Linked DNA regions of Homo sapiens: regions 2 and 3 are each linked to region 1. The links are chromatin contacts, found by Hi-C in ENCODE. All regions are on one chromosome and are shown on one strand. Each heading gives the region's core, a stretch centred on a gene start or an enhancer-like site at or near the end of the contact. The rest is flanking DNA. Distances are from core to core; before and after follow the strand shown. Region 1 holds the start of LINC02789 (long intergenic non-protein coding RNA 2789). Region 2 holds the start of ATP6V1G3 (ATPase H+ transporting V1 subunit G3). Region 3 has its middle 17 kb from the start of PTPRC.

Region 1 (5,098 bases), core at 1,616-4,115:
ATCACTCTTTTCCAAATTTTGGACTTTTATTAATGTGTTAAATTTGTAAAGTATAAACATACATAATTTTTAAATCCACCCAGAACTATTTTAAAAAGCAAAACCATTATGTTTACACTTGCTTACCCCTATTTTCTTTACATCATTTAGATGACTCTTACTGCATGAACTTAAAAATACAATGTGGTATTGGAAATTTTACCATCGTTTTGAAGTTAAGCATAAAATATTCATCCTAATTATATTTGCATGTACAAATAATTGCATCAGTGTAACTGAGTTTTGGATGATTTCTGATTTTGAAAAACATAAAATAAATTTACAATTAGAATTATTACATTTACTTTTCAGTGCTCAGTAAAGTCTTCGATGGTATTAGTGCTATAAAACATTTTACTTTATGCTATAAATTAGCATAATCTTATTAATTTTCATCTGTCTCCTAAGAAATGCCAGATTTACAAAAACATTCAAACCAAAACTCTGTAGCCTGTAGACTTCTAGTAGTCTACCTGTCAGTTCTGATTAATTTGAGTAATCCAGTTATTTCACTGACCTACTTTTTCAATGACTACTAACTTTTCTAAGCAAAAATCAAAGGTTTATTTTTTCTTGATGGTGTTTTTTTTTGCCTAGGATTATTAATAATTCAGTCAACAGATTTGTAAAGCTAACTTTTATTTCTGGAATTTTTTTATATTCATCATAAAATAGTGAATTGTCCATATTTTTCTATCATTGAGACACATTGGTCAGATCTAATATATATTCCATATTATTTCCATTTAATTTATACCTCCAAAAAGAATAAAAAATAAGGATGAAAGTATCAATCAAGATATCTTTAAAGTAATAAAAAAAATCCTGCCCTAGTTTAAGGTATTTTCGGCACTTTTCAAAAAAAGATAATTAAATTAAAATTGGCTCCTATGAATAAAATTTTACATTTTGAGGATAAGGGGCTTGTTTCTAATCCTTTTTGATATTATCTGCTGACTTCACTGAACTTAATTATACAAAGTACATTTAATCCAACTTGTCACATACACACACACATACACACACACACACACACAACTATTTGCACTTGTCTTATTTGAAATGGCAAAGATGTGACACTGGATTGACATGGTTTCCTTAACACTCATGTTGCTAAACTAGAACGTGCTAGGGGCAAATAACTCTTATAACATTGCTCCAAAATATTTATGATATTTTTGGAGTCCTAGTCAGTTAACCGTGCGAAAATTTTTTTTAAAAAGGACTCTCATTTTATAACAGCAACATAAGGATATAATATTAATAGCCCTATTAATGTGCATTGAATGCATGCTGAAATGCTAACTAGCCTATCAAGTCCACCACAGCATCATTGAAATAGTTATGAATTAACTCAGACTTTCAATCTTATATGCTTGTATCTGTATTCTTAATGCTTGCCTTTTAGTAAATTTTATAGGAAATAATATAACCTCCATTTCATACTAATATGGACTCTACTTTCATAGGAGTTATCTACTGTCCTTGATGAATATCCATAATGCACAATGTTAAAATGAGAAAGCTATAATTGGTAAATAGGTCAATAAGTGCACAGTTCAGAAGACAGCCATATCATGCTGTTATTTGTTCTCATCTCTCCCATAATGAGGATGTTCGCATTGCATGTTAAAAGTTGCTTCTGTGAAAAGCAATATTTGAATCATATACAAAGCTGTTGGACCAGGATGACAGGGTTCTTAACAAGAAAGGATAGAGCAAGTACTAGTCAACCCCAATGTGTCTATTGTAATAAATTCAAAAGGAAGAGCTAATCTGAGCAATGGATATGAAATAGGAAGCGTATACATCTGAGAGGAAAATATGTGAGGGATGATCGCAAAATGATTCATGACCTTAAAACTATTGTGGTGCCATGATAGACAGAAATTAACTCTCCATTTCACAGTAAAACCAAATAATTAACTCTCTCCTAATGAATGCCTTTTGGGATCCTTTCTGCAAGATCTCATCTGAAAGTCTTCTGTAAATAGCTGACATATCCAGCAATAGAGGAGCCAGCAAATACTGTGTTTTTAGAGAGAAAAAAAAATTTTTAAAGCAATTGCTAGATATTACAAAACTGATTTACCATCATCTAGTGGGTTCTTAGATTTAATTAAGTTTAATTAGATTTAGTTAGATGAATTAGATGCATCTAGACTCAGTTTACCTGATCTCGACCTAAAAGCAACATTTTGCCACTTCATTTGCATAGGGAAGAAGAAAATCTCATATAAGTCAACATTCAAACTCACCACAATAATGAGCCTCAATATTTGGACCTAAAATGGCTAGCACTTTTACACTTCATAATCACGGAAATGTGTTATGTTAAAGCAGTAGGAAGGAATCCCCTTTTGTGTGGAATTCACCATAGTAAAACCAACAAACAGAAATAGACTATGGATTTGTTTGTTTTATAAAGCAAGTTTTGTTCATTCTGCTGTTAAATACTGAGAGCAGAGCCTTTTTGCTGCTAAAGGAAAAGAATCTAAGCATTATTGTTTACCCTGTAAAAAGTGTTACATGCTGTCAGAAAAGATCAATCCTTTCCTCCAGTATCTTTTTCTTTTCTAAAAGTCTTCCCCTGTACTGCCATGAACTGCTACAATGTTAACAGAATTAGAAGTTTATGTCTGTTCTAGTCTGCAAAATAAAATGCACAAATGCAAACCAAACTTACCTTCCATTAACGTTTTCAATTTTGAATATGTTTTCATTTATTCTAGTCTCTTGAAGTTAAATCATTTCCTTTATATGTAAGAAATTTGCTAATCATTCATGGGTATTGTTTTCTCTAGGTTATTTGGTTTCCTATGTATCAATTAGGACCCAGCCCAATTCCAAGTATATATAGCCAGAAAGATCATACCATCTCTACAATAAAATCCTAGTTAAGTCTTTGATTTTTAAAAATGCATACTTATTTTACACATTTATTTTTTAAAATTAAAAAATCTGCTTCCAAATTATGTATTATCAAAGAGTATACTATATAAAAATCTTAAGTTTAAATTAAACATAACTTTTAAAATTTATTAATTAAAGATAAAGGTGGTCTTTTTCTAATTTATGAAAGAATTCTACATCTAAGACTAGTTATGTTATCTTTCATTCCGATAACAAATGTTTTTCAGAATTACAGAATTTTTTAAATTTTATAAAATAGAATAATGTAGTGTGAAATAAACGTGCCAAATGTGACTTTTTTAACTTCTGCATTGTCTGACAGCCTATAGAGTTACAGGAAATGTTTTATGTCATTATTATAGCTTTGTTCTAATTAAATCCATATAATCTTCACTTTTTGAGTTTAATCAAAGTAATATATGCATTTAATTTATGCCCAAAAAGCCCATAATAAAAAGTAGTTACCCCTACTCTCTGAGTCCCAATCATTCCAATCCCCAGGTACAACCACTTTCTTTGGGATATTTGTTCAACTATACCTCCATGTTTATGAAATATATGATTGTTGCTTTTTGATATATTAATTTTTGACACCATGCATGCACTTCCTATAACTGTAAGATTACATTATGTTCTTATCCGTATTCTATATTGCCATTATTTTTACTATGTAATATTATTCTATTTTATTTTTTAAAAATAGAAACATGGTTTTGCTATGTTGCCCAGGTTGGTCTAGAATTCCTGGGCTCAAGTGATTCCCCTCCCCCTCCCAAAGTGTTGGGATTAAGTTGTAAGCCACTGCACCCAGTGGCTAGTAGAGAATAGTAGTACTAGTATTCTCTACTAGTAGAGAATACTAGTACCATTCTCTTCTAACACCAATAATATACCACAATTCCCTTTTGTGTACTTTTTAGTTTGTTGTATTTAATAATTATCTAATTTTTTCAATTTCATTGTTTTCTCTTGAAGTGTTACTAAGTTGTTCCATATCTTTAATAACAGTTAGTGGACCAGATTTTGTTCGAAAACTGTCATTCAGAAGTGCTTAATGCACCTACTCCAATCTGGACTGAGTACAAATGCTTCTCTCATTGCTTTGAGGATATTAACTTAGCAGCACATTAAGGGATGGTTGGTAGGAGCAATCTCTTTTGGGTACAGATAATAAGGGGTTTATTGTAGAACGTTTTAGAATAAAGAACGTTTTAGAATAATACTAGAGTTGACCAAATATCAGTTTTCATTTTTATCATCACCATGCATCAGTAAATTCTAAACAAAGTCAACTATAAAATATTCTTCACTGCCAGGGCCAATTGCTTCAACCACCGTGTTTCTGCCTATTATATGTTACTTTATTAATTACAGTTCTTTCACACTTTTCTTGAATTTTTACATGTTCTCTTAAATCTCCTTCATCTTCTTTTGCTTTTATTCTTTTTTCTTTTTGTATTTGCTTATTTATGTTGGCGGCATGCTTCAAAAGCCTAGTGATTTGCAGATTCACCTTATAATGAAGTTATTTTAAAAGCTAGAAAATCTGTGTTCCTCAGCTGTGTTTGTTGAGTGGTAGGCTGGTTTTGTGAGGGTGGCTCCTAAATGTCAAGATCTCTGGCTCCATTTTTGGGGACTATTCCTGTGCTCCAAAGATTTGTTCGGTCTTATCTTTTTGGACTACCAGTCTGGGTGCTAATATTCTGGGAGGTGAGCTGGGAAAGGTACTAATGGTCTAATTGTTCTTGAGACTTCCAGAGATACAATGCTTGCTTTTCGTTAATGTTCCTCTCTGCAGTAGTTTATGGATCATCTTGTTCCATTCTGTCCATTTCATCTTCCTAGATCATGGCTTTAAGGTTGGAAATGTTTTCTGATTTATTATATATGCTCTTTCTTTTTTCTCCATTTTAATTATTTTAGGGTTAAACTGACGGTAACATAAATGTAATTTTTCACTTCTAATTCTGAATTGTGAAGTGGTGCTACAACTTAAACTATTACAAGCAGGTTACCCTTAAAACTCTTCCAGTCTTTTGAAAACATATACGTATAAACAAAAGTTATTTATTTAAAATCATATTCAAATCCATTAAAATAAGTTTTAGTAATATAATGGACTCTAATAAAACACTCTCCCCATAAG
Region 2 (5,098 bases), core at 1,440-3,939, 610 kb after region 1:
TAAGTAATAATACTGATAAATTGTGTTTCTTATATACTAACACATAGAAACCATCAACATTGCCATTTAATTAACTTAGAAATAAAAAGTGACGTATAAGTGCTCAAATTAGAAGGAAATCTTATTTTTTTTTTACTTCTAGGTATATAAATATACAAAATAAAGTAGAATATAATAAATAGTAAGGCCAGAACAAGTAGTACCAAATAAATGGTATAGGAAAAACGCTAGGTGTTTAAAATGTTAATTCCAATCAAGGAGACTTAGATTAAGTCAAATTTCACTTTGTTTTGATATTTTTCCTATTAATTATTCAAGCACACAGCATTTAAATTGATTCATATATTTAATAATTTTACACAGAGTGAAATGTCAATTGGTATTCTTTGTTTTCTTCCATATTTTTTATTAGGAAAAGAAGAGAAACCTGGAAGAAAATTTTCCTGGAAAGAAAGAGAGCATTGTTCAGCAGCAAGAACACTGACCATGAGAACAATTCTTCTACTCAGAAGCCACCTGACCTTGGGCCTGTCACTCAGGTTTTCTGAGCCACAGTTCCCTGACCACTCGTCTTGCTTATTTTATAGGGGCTTTAGTTTCTTTACTGATAAAATTGCTGTGCTTTGTAATAATAACACCTATGTAAGAATCAAATTAGTTAAATATGGAAATATGCATAATTGTAAAGTATCATACCCAGTTTCTGGAACCTAGCTGATATTTTATTAGTGAATAGAAGGAGAAAAGCTTGTCCCATTGATGCTCAGTAATACAAAACATTTAAAGAATAAATTCAAAATCTTGGCTATAATAGAATTTTTTAAAGTGTTATTATCCTTCAATGTTTGAGTTTGTAAGTGAAAAGTCACATTAGGAATCAGCTTTGATTAAAACAAAGGAATAACTCTTATAGCAAGTAAACCATTTGTATGATAATAATCCATTGGATATATAATAAAGTTCAAATTCTCCAGCCAGGCTTTTACCTCTATCTACTGCTACACTATCTACCTCTCCTCAACTTTACTTTCTCATTTGTTTTGCAATTTAGATTGTAAAAGTGTGTTCAGTATGGTTTTATCTCTGCAGAGGCTGTGGCAGTTCAAACCCACATAAGTTTGGGACTGTGATTACTTCTTTTTTTTTTTTTTCCATCCAGAGTCCAGATTGAGATGAGAAGCTTCTTCTTTGTCATCTTTCTCTGCTTCTGGGTAGATTTTTCTATCCCTCCTTTTCACTGAGAGAGTAATTTTTTGAGGGTCAGGAGAGGATGAAATTCATTCTAAGTCTCCATTTTGGGTTATTCCCAAAGGCTTTTTCCTCTCTAGGACTTCTTCCTGTTAAGCCACCTTGTATCTTTTTGTCTGGAGGGATCATACAAGAGTTGTGCTTGTTCGAAAATCGGTTTATCCCAGTTACACCAGGTATTTAATTACGCAATACAAATTAAGTACTTTATAAGCTGATTAAATGTGACTTCAAAAAAAAAAAAAAAAGTAAAAGTGATCCTGTGGAAAAGTTTTTCCTTTTGAAAATATTTGCTGAAAATGCACACATAATGTAGGCATGCAGATATGGATGAGACAACTTGAAAAGATTAGGAGAAAATAATCATTAAAGCCTTAAAAGATTTAGTGCCCAGATTGTTTTACAATTGTCTTTAAATCCAGACACCTTATTAAAGAAAATGAACCTGGCACTTACATATGAGGCAATAGAGGTATAGTTTATGAAAGCAATAATACGTGAAACCCCAATCTGCAAATCGTATCGGGGGGAAAGCCTTATTCTAAGTCAACAGATTAGCTTTTCACTTCAAATAAAAATTTTAGATACATATAAATGATACTTTGTGGTTCTTCTCTGTGACCAATATTCTGATTTGTCCAATTGCTACTGGATCGAATCAAATCAAGTATGATGGATTTTATTGTATTATCTTAGGACAATACTCACCACAAACACTGAATAATATAAAATGCATGTTTAAATTATTTTAACTTAATCCCAAAACCTACAGTTATAGTCTATTTCTATCATGATTACTACTACTAAAATTACTAATTGTTTAGTCACCATAGTAAGATCTTCCTGGAACTTCAACCTACAGCATTACTTAAGAGCAGCACAATGCCCAAAAGAAATCTTTTTATTCCAGTCACCTGAGACCTTGGGGGAAAAAAATCCTTAGTCCACCATCTATGCACAAAGCTAGGGAATCTCTTTCCTAACAAAAGATTAACACGTTTTCTCCAAGCAGATAACTGAATCACTAGAAACAAATAAAGAAAAAGACCTGAAACAAAGTACTGCAGGTACAAAGAGCAAAGATCTTGTTACTTAAAAGAAAAACTCAGTAAACATGTCAATGTTTCTTGGAAGATTAGGGAAACCAACATTCTTAAAAGGTCTCTTATTCATTATTTATAAGTAGATGCAACACCTCATTTATACCTCCTTATCTCATACAGAAGAGCTAAGATTGGCAGAAATGGTAAGTTCTCAATTTATGCACATTGGTTTAACTTGTTTTTCTAGATTCCACCTTGGGCTTTCCTTGGGACCCAGCTATCCAGCCCAATAAAGCCAGTTTGAAACAGCTGCATTTGGAACTTGCTGTTGACACAATAATCTGAGTTATATGTTAATTTCTAAAAGAATAAATGAACCCATTACTTCCCAGATTTCACAGAAGCCACTTGCTTGGAGCAGACTACCATGACAAGCCAGTCTCAGGGGATCCACCAGCTTCTTCAGGCAGAAAAACGGGCCAAGGACAAGCTAGAGGAAGCCAAGAAGAGTAAGTCTCACCTGTGAGGGGTCTGTCACGAAATAAACAAAGCAGTGGAATGCAGGGATAAGCATAGACTTTTGGATTAGGCAGACCTTGTTTCAAACTTTGGTTTACTGTACTCCCTGTGAGACCTTCACCCATTCATTAAAATTACCCAGCCATATGTTCCTTATTTCTAGAGCAGGGATGAAGTTTCCTCATTCAGATCCTTTTGAGAGGTCATGTGTTCATGGACATTAAGATTATAGAGATGTGGGCTTAAGCCTTGGCTATGCCATGCCTGTTTTCTCAACATTGTTAGGGGGTAGAAAACCTCTGGATTGAATCTACTTATTAGTGAGTAAACCTGAGCAAATTACTTATTTTTTATAAGCATCAGTTTTCATTTCCATAAAATCAGAATAATAATGGCTCATTCTCATCCCTCTCTTGGTAGCTTTTTAACATCTAATATTTTAAAATATTTTCATTTTATTCTCATTTTCTACCTCTCTTTTTATTTTTATTAATTTATTTTTTAAGAGATGAGGGTCTCACTATGTTGCCCTGGCTGAACTCCAACTCCTGGACTCAAGAGATCCTGCTGCCTCAGCCTGCCAAGTAGCTGGGACTACAGGCACTTGCCACTGTACTCAGCTCTCTTTTCATTTGGTCATGCATTCATGTACTTACATATAGAATGTCCTCAATGAACTTCAACACCTTTTCTATTCTCTTTGATACAACAGCCAAATGAATAGGATATTAACATTATTCCCAATGTATGCAGAAATGGAGTCACTGATTTGTTCAAGGTTATATTTTAAAAATAGAAAATATTGTGCCAGGCACCATGCTCATTGCTTATCTTTATTCCTCACAACCTTTACTGAAAAAGCAAAAGTGATGCTTAGAGAAATTATACAACTTGTCTAAGGTCACACAGAGGGTAAATGGTAGAGACAAGATTTAGATGAGCTATAATTTCCAAGCCCAGATCTTAACCACTGTGCTTTACAAAATTTACACAATTTGCATAATAAAAAAATTAATATGTCTCAGATCTACAACTGGAATTCAGATTCCCAAGGCCAAGACATTTTTTTCACTATCCCATTTCATATCACCTCATTATTCAATCTACAATAATTTGTAGTGTCATTCACTCTCCTTGTGTGTCCTGCCTCTGCAATTAGATTCAGTCTGGCAAAACAGGGGCCATATTTTCAAAATGTTACTTATGTAACTCTTTGGATGAATGTAGTGATGGGATTGGAGTAGGTACTGAATTATTTAAACGTAATGAATGAAATGAAGGAATATATTACAACATAAGAAAGTCAGTCAGAAATAAGGCAGGTACACTAAAGTTTTCAACCACAGGTAAAATCATTTCCTTTTCTTAAGATAAATAGATTTCCTGAACACTCAGCAATGTGGGCATCAACAACATAAAAGGAATGACTCCAGGTGGAGATGATAGAAGAGGAAAGGAAGAAGAAAGATAGTGAAGGCAAACTTTACCTATTTCTCAATTTCTTTTTCTACAACGAAGTGTGGAAATAGTTGCAAGATGATATGAATGTAGAGTAGTTTTATAGAAAACAAAGCAGTTCAGGACCTGTGGTTGAAGCGGCATAGAGAATTTTCCCTTTTTAAAAATTTCAGGGTTTTCTTTTCTTCTTCTTCTTTTTTTTTTTTTTTGAGACAGGGTCTGCTTCTGTTCCCAGGCTGAAATGCAGATGATCTGGGCTCCTTGCCACCTCCATCTCTCAGGCTCAAGCCATACCTCAGCCTCTAGAGTAGCTGGGACCACAGACACACGCCACCACACCCGGCCAATTTTTGTATTTTTGTAGAGACGGGGTTTCGCCATGTTGTTCAGCTGGTCTCAAACTCCTGAGCTCAAGAGATCCACCTGCCTCTGCCTCCCAAATTACTGCAATTACAGGAGTGAGCTACTGTGCCAGGCCTTTTTAAAAACTTCTTTAACAATATTTAAAACTTTCAGAACAGAAGACCAGATAATTTAAAGATGTGATAGTTATGTTGCCTTTGCTTTCTCATTATGGAGGATACAAAATGAAATATTGAGTATAGATTAATCAATATTATTGTATGACTCAAATAATTTTTACCAACTATTTCTCCTTTTTTCGAGTCATTAAAGAATAAAAGAATTGCTATACATGCAAGCTGTTTTGGGGTGGGAGCCGCTAAGGGCAACCTGGCTTCAAATTTCAGAATAAAGATAAAAGTCCAATTTCTTTTGCTTTTCTCTAGTGAATATGCTGTCCTTGGGCAATCTTTCCTCAGAATTCAGTA
Region 3 (5,098 bases), core at 1,343-3,842, 530 kb after region 1:
TTTAAACATTAAAAAATTTGAAAACCTTTTTGTTTGTGGTCTGCACAACCACAGGCTGCAGATGGGTTTTGGCAGAAAATGAGAGAGAAAACGAGAGAAAAGAGATACTCAGCCAGCCCTCAATTGTTCCAGCCTATGGACATTTATGTCATCTCAGCTGAGGTCCCGAGCATCAGAACAAGATGAGTCATCTGCACTGGGTACTATCTAAATTCTTAGCCCCAAGAATCATCAGATATAATAATAATAAATTATTTTAAGCCCTAATTTTGGGAGTCGTTTATTGAGCAACAGTAGATAACTGAAACAACTCTTAAAGCAAACACAACAATGAAAAGCTACATTTAGTTTTAACTCTGTGACCACATCACTAGTATTACCTCTCAGCCTTTATAAATATACATGTAATATATAAAATAATTTTGGTTAGTAATTGATTTTCTTGGTGTCATTGATACATGCCATTATCAAAATCAGCAAAGTTTTGTTACAAATCATATTGAAAGGTGTAAGTCATAGTAAAACCAAATAGGAGATGAATTTTCTGAGTTTGCCATTAGAAATTAGGTAATAAATGAAGCTCTCAATGTCTCAAATCTAGATTTAAAGGAATAAAGAGTAATCTACTCTATAACTGACCTATTCATTTGTGCCATTTCAACTGCAATTCCTCTCTCTTCTGGTAACCCTTTGAATACATCCTCCTCTGCCACTCTCATTCCCTGTAATTCCAGAAAAGTTGTTTATAGAGGTGGGGCACAGGTCTAAGCCCATAAGGATACAGCATTTACCTGACCAGAAAAATTGGTTCTACAATGGACATATACCCCAATTGTAGTCATTGTAGTCTGGGCAATTTTAAGTGGCATTTTGCAGAAAGAGATTCTCACTTCTGTTTTTTGTTGTTGGGTGTGTGTGTGTGTGTGTGTGTGTGTGTGTGTGTGTGTGTACATGTGTGTTTGCTGGACTGAAAATTGGAAAGGCTGGGGTTTGAGTCTTCCCTTGCTACCATAGAAAGTCTAAGTCTAAAGCCAAAGCAGCTTAAATTCAACCATGGGAATGGGAACTAAGGGATGTAGAGAAATATGATATTGTTTGCATACTCAATCTAGTATGTCTAATCTAGTTATATCCCTAAACGTTTTCTCTTAGCCAATAAATTACATCTTTGCCTAAGTTAGATTAAGTCAAATTTTGTGACAGAAAGTGCAAAGTCCCCACATGGGAAAAGAGTTTCTTCCACTGAAATATTCATTTACTTATTCTTTAACAAATATTTTTAGACTTATATCTAGTATATTCAAGGCACTGGCAATAGGACCCAAGAACACAAAAATAAGTAAGAACAAAGTGCACATTCTACAAGCAGAAGCTCAGTACCAAGTAGTGAAACAGACTTATAAAAAATAATGAAAATGGAGTGTGATTAAATTGTCATGGCATTGAGACCTAAAGGAGGAAGTGATCAACTATGCTTGAGTGGGCAGTAGAAGGTGCACAGGGGACACCTGTGAGCTGAGTGGGGGAAGACAACAATTAACTTCCAAATAGGGGGTTAGCAGGTAGGAATGCAGGGAGGTTTCCAAAAGAAACATCTCATTTGAACAACTGTAAGTACTTTCTTTAGCAGGCACATAATATGCAGAAGAAGAATTTGGAGAGACGAGCTATACTCAGGCACTGAAAGATCTTGAATGGGATCCTCAAAGATTTGGATTTCAATCTGTGAGCAATCAAGGATCATAAGGCATTGTAAGCAGGAGAGGCATAGGGGAAAATTTATTTTTAATAAAAATCATTCAGTCAGTAGCACAGGATGGGCTTGACTGAGAGGACAATAATCATGACACCACGATGAGGATAAGAACCAAGGAAAAAGACATGAAGCTGTAGTAGGAGCCAGAGGTGAAAGCTATTAAAAATGCCTCATCAATATGTTTGGGACTGTCAGCAGGAGGGGAGCAGTGAAAAACTCCCAGATTATCCCCAAGCATTTAGAGTAGTCAAACTGGTAAGATACAGCTGATGTGGATAAATGTAGTTATTTCTCCATTCTTGCTTAAGTCTGATTTCTCCTGTTTTGCATCTTAAAATGCTTCCTTTTTCTTCCTCTCTGCTACCAATTCATCTCTATTCTCCCTCAACAAAGAATGTACAGCTTGGTAACAATCTAATTTGTTTTTTTCTTTCATCTTCTTTATGTCATGACTCTTTCAGCAAACTTTTAATTGATATACTTTTTCTCTCTCTCCCCCTCCCTCCCTCTTCTCTCTCTCTTTCTTTTCTTTATTTTGTCCATGCACTCACAATGTGTCTCCTGACTTAAAATTCCAGGAGGGGTGGGATGTGGAGTAGAGATGTGGTGGAGATTGCTCAGACTTAAAGCCTGAGCATTTTTCAGGCTGGGTCCTCTACAACATTTTGTCCATGTGGTATCTCACCAGCACATAGTGTAGAAAGTGTCACCTTGGCCTACAAGATGTAAAACAGCTAATGGAGGGCTCAAATGTAGCTCTCCACAAACTTCTCTCTTACTTTTGATGTGGGCGGAAATGAGCTCTGCCTAAAATGCTCCATTGGTTTCGCCCCTCCTAGCTGGGTGGTGCAACTGCAAAGAATGTGCTGTGAACCTTGTGAGCGAACATTTGAGCGCCACAGATCCATGACCTGTGGCAATAACTTAGGAAACTATAAAACCAGAAGCATAGTGACGCTAACAATAGGAACTTGGCCTTTCCTTCGTCTTACTATGGAATGCCTTCCTGGCCCACAACTCAAAGGTGCCCTTAGAGTAGCATCTTCAGGAGTGCTGATGCACTTCCTTTGTGATGAACTAAACAGCCTCTACTGTGCTGCAGAGCAAGAGTGAGACAGGAACATGTGCTCACAGGAAGTCAGTGGTTCCCTTTTTAACAATACCTGCTCCCAGTTCAGCCTTTTATAACTGCCTTTCAGAGCTTTTATGTGTTGGACAGAGAAGCTGGGCTCTACTCTACTGTCCCTCCCCTCCTGTGGGACTCCTTTCCAGTGGCTGGGTAGAGGGGAGTTTGCTGGGGCAGGAAGCAGCAGAGGGAGTTCCACAGCAAAGGATGAGACTCAGCGCAAGCTCACAGCTGTGTGAGCCAAGTTCAGTGCCTAGCTTAGATTCCACCTGTGGTTGTGGTAGGGGAGGCCAGCGGAAGTGTAATTCCTTCCGCATGACAGCCGATCAAGGTTCATATGTATGTGACATGCATATTAGGGCCAGCAGTTCCTCCTAAACAGGAGAGGTCCTCCCCTCCATGACACACACACATCCTGCCCTTAGCTAATATTTACATGCTAACTCTGGACAATTCTTCATTTAAATAAAAAATGAATAATTTGAGGACACCTGAAATGGGTTGAAAATGTCTGTTATGCTTAGAGATAAATGAGTGATGACACCATGCGGTTGATTATCTCCACAATGGTAAAGAAATAATTTAAGAGAGAAAAACAAGGTGAATAGGACCAGATCAATGACAAAACTGACCTTATCTTCTTAAGTATATTATGAAGGAAAGTACATATTTTCATCTTGGCCACCTGAAGTGAGCTCTGAAGGAACTCCATTCTTTAGATCTATACTTGTGATCCCACTGATCCCAATGAACAAAATTCCTTGAGGCCTGCTCTTTCATTTGTTTCTCTGGAGCACAAGAACCAGGTCCATGTTTACTGTGTTGGAAGACAGTGATCCTCGGCCTGATAGTCTGTGCTGATATATTTAAAAGAATGTAAGTAAATCTACACTTTTCAAATAGAAGAGGAAGTATTCACGCAAATGTGTAGTGCCTCCCTGTAGACGGATATGATCAGCTATTTTAGCTGCAAGTTTACAATTGTTGACATACTATAAAGACCATACTCTCAAGAAAGCATCAGAAAAATTCACTAGTAGTGATATAGTGAATGGTAGAACTAAAAATCAAAGATCTAGGATCTAGTCTTTTTACTGCTATTAATTAGCTGAGTGGTGTTCTACAAATTGCTTGACTTTCTAATCAAGTTAGCAAGTCTCAGTTTTGTAATTGCCAAAACAAATGATTTAAACTTCAGAATCTCTAAGGTTCATATATGCCAATATTTAAATATGGAAAACATTATCTTAGTGTAAGGGCCCATTTCCCCTGAATGAAGGCATATAATGCACAAAGACAATAACAGCACAGCCAGGTTCTGGAGCTGTTTACCAGCCAAGGTGAATCCATCAACTTCCTTTGACACTGTAAGGTGTCTTCTTCTATATCAGTACCCGAAAAAACTCAAGGATCCCTCCTCCGTGGTCATTTGCATCAGTTACATAAGTAGCCTGGTTGAAATCAGCACATTAAGGTATGACTTCCGTCTCCATTTGAAATTGTTTCTCCTCCTAGCAGCTTATGAGGTTTTCCATCCCTCTCTGTTTCTGGTACTCCTGTATCTTTCCTTCTCTCTGCAGCCAGTTTTTGCCTCTCTGCATAATATCTCAGATCTAGCTTCTGTAACTGGTAAGAGGATTACAATTAAACATGCAACCGAAATCTAGAAGTGTTTTGGTACAAGGTATCAGAGCACTGCTGCAGGTAGCTTCTGCAACAACAGGATATGGTGTAGATAATTCTGTCAAAAGATGTATGGTCCTTAATGTAGACATTAATGTCCTCAACAGTGCACCTCAGCTACCTTGCTGTGCATATCAGATTTCAGCAGCAGGGGCAAGTGGGAGTAGTATTGGCACCTTCAGCAAGTTTTGGAATGAGAGATGCCATCAGAGCTGTAAAAAAGAAAGACCAAGGATGGTGAGGGGTGGCATGAGGATGAGTCAAAGGTAGCATACGTGAAACTATCTCCTCCCACCTCATAGGTGATACTCAAAACTACTTGAGAGAAATGTGAAGAAGGCTGGAGTTCACAAATGGCAGAAGGGATATTGTGAACCTATTCTTATCTATTGAGAATGGAATAGGAAACATATTTGGCACATATTTTAATAAGACACTTTTTAAACTCCAACTGTCTGCAAATCATTTATGGCCAATCTAAATCATTTATAGTTAGCATCTATATTTTCCACAATTTCCAGAATCTTAACACT

What was found. Hi-C counts contacts between places; a loop is a spot of excess contacts on that map. Pooled maps may share reads with other maps.
Region 2: a map with no recorded cell type shows a loop between it and region 1 (2.2-fold over the local background). The contact joins the promoter of ATP6V1G3 here to the promoter of LINC02789 in region 1. A Hi-C loop is called at or near these places in 1 of 37 single-sample maps with no recorded cell type.
Region 3: a loop to region 1 is called in a map with no recorded cell type, with 2.7 times the contacts of the local background. The contact joins the enhancer-like site here to the promoter of LINC02789 in region 1. A Hi-C loop is called at or near these places in 3 of 37 single-sample maps with no recorded cell type and 3 of 50 pooled maps.

The regions. Positions count from the first base shown.
Region 1 is chr1:199,146,365-199,151,462 of GRCh38, reverse strand. LINC02789 (long intergenic non-protein coding RNA 2789) reads right to left here and starts at 2,865. Exons shown (of 4, transcript NR_147896.1): 1 at 2,726-2,865. All of the region lies in intron 1 of LOC107985243 (a long non-coding RNA gene), which reads left to right.
Region 2 is chr1:198,538,271-198,543,368 of GRCh38, reverse strand. ATP6V1G3 (ATPase H+ transporting V1 subunit G3) reads left to right here and starts at 2,689. Exons shown (of 3, transcript NM_001376861.1): 1 at 2,689-2,800. The coding sequence starts at 2,719.
Region 3 is chr1:198,619,150-198,624,247 of GRCh38, reverse strand. No RefSeq gene overlaps it. Among named protein-coding and RNA genes, the nearest start is that of PTPRC, 17 kb to the left of the region's middle. Within about 2 kb of position 2,592, at least 10 of the 41 ENCODE cell types and tissues checked have a DNase peak (open chromatin) inside an H3K27ac peak, as active enhancers do.